Linked DNA regions of Homo sapiens: region 1 is linked to region 2. A link is a contact called in ENCODE Hi-C data. All regions are on one chromosome and are shown on one strand. Each heading gives the region's core, a stretch centred on a gene start or an enhancer-like site at or near the end of the contact. The rest is flanking DNA. Distances are from core to core; before and after follow the strand shown.

Region 1 (3,136 bases), core at 65-2,564, 940 kb after region 2:
AATATAAAGTTCATTTACACCAAATGACAAATATTAATTTTTGAAACATATAGTCATATTCTTGAGAAAAAGTTCTAGAAACTGAAGTCAGGCAATGTGAAAGAAAAGGATAAAAATCCATACTATTTTTGAGCTCTGAATTCAGAAAGCATCACTTCTCAGACGGGTGACTTCGACATGGAGGTGACTAATTTAGGATCGTCGGCCGGTGGCAGCTCATGCCCCCAGACAAAATTCTGAATGGGTAGAGGTCATTTTATAGCAAGAAGAATGGGCAGAAGGGAGTGAAAACGAATAAATTCGTGCTGAAGATGTAAGAATTATAAACAATTGAAAGTGTTCCAGCAGCTTTATATATATGCCAGAGGCAAGAACTGAATTAGCTGGCACCGCTAAATAGGACAGTGTCAGAATATAAAAGGTACACTACCTTTAATAAGGGGCATAGGGATCGATTTCAATAACAATCGTAAATCCACATTTTGTAACGCCGAGACAAATAACTGAAGGAATAATTTCAAAAGCTAACACAGAAGCCTTCTGCTCCTGCTGTGTAATCACTACCTTCTTATTATTAGCAAGAAAACGTTCTTTTCTTAGCCGGGTCTCAAGGTAGCAGCTAGTTTGACAAGGAAAGACCTTTGGGAAGGGTAGCAGCCTAAGCCAATTCATAAGTGTGGGGCTGGCTAAGTAGATCGACGTGGCTATTTCTGAGCTATCGTCCCAGGCAAAAGGTTTCTTATTTGGGTGTCCAGCCCGGCGGAGACCGAGCCCGCGGGCCACCCTAGCGCTCGCTCTGGCTACGCCGCCTCAGCCCCTCCTCAAGCGCACCTGGACATTTAACCAACAGCTAAGTCCGGCGGCCGAATGACTGAGCCGGCGGCAATATTCAAACAACCGTTTTGGGATAGAGAAGGAAAAACTCTCTCCGGGTCCCTCAGAACCACCCCGAGGCGGGACAAGCCACCGCCACCCCGGGCAACTGGAACCCGCCGGGCAGAAGACGGGCGTCAATAGAATGGCCTCCCCAGCCGTCCCCACGCCCCAATCCGAGGCCCGGGGAGGGCGGCGGGGCTAGGCCTGTCTCCCCGCGGAAGCCTGGCTCGGCAGCGGAGGGCCCTCTGGGGTTTCTCTTCCCAGACCCAGAGTCCTGGAGCAGCTAGCAAGGGAAACACGAAAGGACAGCGCCGCGGAGCTCACCCCAGGTTCAAGGCATCGCGCACCCTGCGGCAGCGGCTGCGCTGCCTCAGCCCACAGCTCAGACCTGCGGGTGGCCGCGACTCAGGCCGGGACCCGGTCGCACCTCTGTGACGCAAAGCCCCGCCCCCCGCGCGTTGCCGGGAGACGGCGCCCAACCTTCCTCTGCAGCGCCCCTACCGACCCGCGCTCCGCAGCTCCTGAGGGCTTTCGAGCCCAGATGGTCATCTGAGACGAGAGGTGGCGGCGAAGGAGAGTCTCGCCTGTCACGCTCCCGGAGCAGGGGCTTCATGAGGTGGCCATGGAAACAGCCTGGCAGACTCCCATCTCTCCTGGTGCCATCTCCGGAGCGGAAAGTGGAGCGCCCCGCTGGCGACCAAGGCCGCACTGAGAGCCCTGGTTTGGTCAACAGTTGGGCTCCAAGGTACCACTTCCCAGACCTCCAGCCTCCCCACTGATGATAGATACACAAAGGTCATCTTGTTTCTTTATGAGGCAATGGATTGTGTTCACCTAGCCGAGTTGTTAAGCATAAGAGAATGTATGAAAAGTAATTACAAGGTTCAAAATCCTGAGCTTTGATAAATGATAGATATGATGATGAGCACATGTTAGTGATATTACTGCTCTGCGGGACGTCTGAATCAGTAATTGCTGTCTTTTAAGCATCTGTTGTGTGCCAAATACTGCACTAGGCACTTTACGGGCATTGCTCTTGTTTAAGTCGTCTGGTCAAAGTTGCCTAGACAATAAACAGCAGAGCAAGGATTTTAACCCAGGTACAGCTGACACTGCTGCCTCTATGCTTAGCAGTTAAACTGGTTTTTATGTTTCTTGTTTGTACACCCCTCCTTCACCAGTCACTTGTAGATTCACCTTGTGAAGAGCTAATTCTTCCCTCTAATAATAATACTCTTTGACCATTTACTATATGTCAAACCGTATTTTAAGGACTTTAAAGGTATTAATTCGTTTAATCTTCACAGCAATCCTGTGAGTAGGTATTATTAATACCTTCACTAAGACACAGGCTTAGAAAAGTCGATTAACTTTTCCAAGGTCAAACAACCATTAAGGAGCAGAGCCAGATTCAAACCCAAGCAGACAGAACCCTGAACCTGTGTTTTTAATTCCTGTTTTAAACTGCCTCGGTAGTACGGTAAGACTTCATTAGCGCTAGGTCCATGCCTGTTTGTGCACCATTATTTCCCTGACAGCCAGCATGGTACTTGTTCAATATTTGAACATTTGATGAATATTTGAACACTGGAAAAGGAAAAAGCTTAAAAATGAAGTATAAATAATGATTTAATAAATTCCAAAAGATATCAAATTCAACAAGATTCCATAGTTCAGCCTAATCCGGGCCTGGGAGTTAGAAATATTACTCTGTAAAAATTGCCTTCAATTAAACATTGTATTGGAAGTTCTGGTCAATGAAATAAAAAAAGACAAATATATAAAAGGCATCCAAGTTGGAAAGGAAGTTGTAGCACTGCATTTATTTGCATAAGAAAATTGTGGAATACTACAAAAAAGCTGCTAGAACTCATAAGTGAGTTTACAAAAGTTGCAAGATACAAAATCAAATATACAAAAATCAGTTGTATTTCTATATACTAGCAATGAACAATTAGAAATGGAAAATTTTTAAATATCTCTTATCAGCAAAAAAAAAAAAAAAAAAAAAAGCAGCAAATTTGGGACAAATTTGACCAAAGATGAGAAAGACATGTATACTGAAAACTATAAAATATTATGGAATAGCAAAGACATGGAATCAACCCAGGTGCTTATCAATAGTGGATTGGATAAAGAAAGTGTGGTACATATACGCCATGGAATACTATACAACCACAAAAAGGACTAGATCATATCTTTTGCAGCAACATGAATACAGCTGGAGGCCATTGTCCTAAGCAAAATAATGCAGAAACAG
Region 2 (3,041 bases), core at 472-2,971:
TTCCTCGTTAAAAGATGGAGCAAAATACTGAAGCTGGGGAAGACAGAGGACCTGGCTCCACCACATGCTTCCCAATTAGATTCCTGGCTTCGACACTGAAGGGACCAGAGCATACAGGGAAATGGCACTTACGTTTACTTTGCTGATTCAATTTTTTGGTTCATTTTTTTCAATCAACATTTTTTTAAAATTTTTATTTTTATTTTTTGAGACAGAGTCTCACTCTGTTGCCCAGGCTAGAGTGCAGTGGCACGATCTCGGCTCACTGCAACCTCCACCTCCCGGGTTCAAGCCATCTTCACACCTCATCCTCCCAACTAGCTGGGACTACAGGCTTCTGTCACCATGCTTAGCTAATTTTTGTTTGTTTGTAGAAACGGGATTGTTGTCTAGGCTGGTCTCAAAGTCCTGAGCTCAAGCCATCTGCCCACCTTGGCCTCCCAAAGTGCTGGGATTGCAGGTGTGAGCCACCATGTGCAGCAACATTTACTTTAAGGACTTGCACTGTGCTAGTCCTTGCACCCTCATGTCTCCTGCGCCATCCTCCTGCTCCCAGTGTTCTGGTGCTGTCTCCTCTGTGCCCAGGCCTCTGTGCCTGAGACTTGGGCAATGTCAACCCCAGGTCCCCTTCTTTCTCCTGGTACCTGAATGCTGAGCAGTTACTAGCTAGTGCTAGACACAGATACAAATACAAACAAGATAATCCTTCTTCCTTCTCCATTGTACACAGTGTAGTGGAGGTATTAGGCAGAAACAACTAACCATATACAATAAAATAATGTCCTTTTGTGGCAAGCATAGGTCACTATGGGGACCAAATGGTAAGCAATGAATCCACGGGATAAAGAGCTGGGTATTGCTGTTCGCAGGAGAGGCGACACCTCATCTAGGGCTTGAAAGATGGATAAGAGTTTGCTAAGTGGATGAGGCAGAAGGGTTTCCTAGGTAGCGGGATCCATCATCATGAACAAGGCCCAGAGGAATGCAGCTGTGCAGGTTATTAGGGTGGCAAGAGCATAGTGTGTTTCACTGCCAGTGAAGCCAGTTTCACTGCCAGATTCATGTTTTCCATTGCTGGGTTTCAATTCTGCAATAAGCAAACTTCTGAAAAATATGAATTTCTGTTTATTCTTGTTCAGACCAAAGCTGAAAATATTGATGAATGAGCAAATGAAAGGAATGTATATAAGAGAGCTTAGGCTTTTTCCATCAAGGAATGAGTCACAACAACCCTGGGAAGAAAAGAAGAGAAGGACTTGTGTCACCATTGCAATGCTGTCCTCTTCGGAGCCCCATCTTCTTCTGGCAAGGGCCCAGAGCAGCTGCTCTTGCTGCAACACCAGCTCTGCCGTCTGCTCCTTCAGCAGGCTTGATCTAGGCACTGTCCCTCATGTCCCCTGCACCATCCCCCTGTCTCCAGTGTTCCTGGTGCTGCCTCCTCTGTGCCCAGGCCCTTGTGCCTGAGTCTTGAGCATTACCACCCACAGGTCCCCTTGGGTCCCTTCCTATCTCTTGGTTCCCGAATGCTGAGTGGCCCCAGCAGAGACAGAGCTGGAGGCTGGTGGTGGAGGGCAGAGCTGTACTTCGGAGCTGAGCATTTCTTCCCCTTTGGCAGAGCAGCTGCTTCTCTATCTTTCTTACTCTTTGGTGTCCAGACAGCACCAGGAAGAATCTAGCTCCCTCCCCGACAGGAAGTAGTATGCATATTTCCTGCTGAGCCCCAAGAGTGTTGCTGGTGTGAGGTTGACTGGAGGACTTTCCCACAGGCTGGGTTTGCGGTTTAATGTGAAAGCTGAAACTAGAGGAGGAGATGCTAACCAAAGTGGCCAGAAGGTGAATAAGAGCTCAAACCTTAGGGAGCAGCAAGGGCCAGTGCAGATGTCAAATTCAATTGCAAGCCAGAGGCAGAAGGCTTGGATCCCGGCTTGCACCTGGAGTGAGTGGGAAGGGCCTGGGACAATCACTGCCCACTCTCAGCTGCCCACTTGTCAGTTGCATGCAGTTGGTCTGTCACACAGGCTCATGCATGACCACATACACACACGCACACACACACACACACACACACACATTGGCTCACACATCTAGGGGGGCAGAAAATACCCTCACCCGGGGAGGGACCCAGACCCACGTGGGGAGTCTGCAACACAAATGCCCCTTCCCCTCACCTATTCTTCTGCACTAGGTTTTTTTGTTTGTTTGCTTGTTTTTTGGTTTTTGGTTTTTTTTTTTTTTTTTTGAGACAGGGTTCTACTCTGGTCACCCAGGCTGGAGTGCAGTGGTGCGGTCCTGACTCACTGCAACCTCTGCCTCCTGGGTTCAAGCGATTCTCCTGCCTCAGCCTCCTGAATAGCTGGGATTACCGGAGTTACTGTGCCCGGCTAATTTTAGTATTTTTGTAGAGATGAGGTTTTGCCATAGTGGCCAGGCTGATCTTGAACTCCTGGGCTCAAGAGATCCGCCTGCCTTGGCCTCCCAAAGTGCTGGGATTACAGGCGTGAGCCACCACTCCCGGCTGCACCAGATCTTAGAAGGAAACCCTTCCTCAACCTCCAGTCTTCTTACGGAGCACGTGCAGATTTACATCTGTAGATGTTTCCCTTCCAGAAGACTTCAAGGCTCTCCCTTTGGGCATAATAAGAAAAGAGATCAACTCAGAGGGAGCAAACACAGAGGGAGGGTTTGGGTAGACACTTTTGCAAGCAGCCTGGGAGAGGGGCTGAGGCCTTGGAAGCCAGGAGACAGAGGACAGCCCAGGGGCCTGAGGGACTGACAGAGCAAGGAGAGAGGTCTCAGCCATGTTCTTACGTGTTTTGGCACATGACCTCATTATCATGGGCAACGTACTAAGGCTATTTGACTGTGTTGTGGGAAAGAATTGAAAAACACTTAGCGGCTGGGCATGATGGCTCACCCCTGTAATCCCAGCACTTTGGGAGGCCAAGGCAGGGAGATGGCTTGAGTGTAGGAGTTTGAGACCAGCCTGGGAAACATGGCGAAACCCCATTTCTACTAAAAATACAGAAATTAGCTGGATGTGG

Evidence for each region. Hi-C counts contacts between places; a loop is a spot of excess contacts on that map. Pooled maps may share reads with other maps.
Region 1: a loop to region 2 is called in a pooled map, with 7 times the contacts of the local background. The contact joins the promoter of IRAG1-AS1 here to the enhancer-like site in region 2. A Hi-C loop is called at or near these places in 6 of 50 pooled maps.

The regions. Positions count from the first base shown.
Region 1 is chr11:10,539,922-10,543,057 of GRCh38, forward strand. It overlaps IRAG1-AS1 (IRAG1 antisense RNA 1), which reads left to right and starts at 1,315. Exons shown (of 4, transcript NR_046375.1): 1 at 1,315-1,621. RNF141 (ring finger protein 141) reads right to left here and starts at 1,266. Exons shown (of 6, transcript NM_016422.4): 1 at 1,201-1,266. RefSeq lists an enhancer at 1,342-1,451.
Region 2 is chr11:9,599,855-9,602,895 of GRCh38, forward strand. No RefSeq gene overlaps it. Among named protein-coding and RNA genes, the nearest start is that of WEE1, 28 kb to the left of the region's middle. RefSeq lists enhancers at 761-840, 888-1,441, 1,101-1,270, 1,331-1,560. Within about 2 kb of position 1,722, at least 17 of the 41 ENCODE cell types and tissues checked have a DNase peak (open chromatin) inside an H3K27ac peak, as active enhancers do.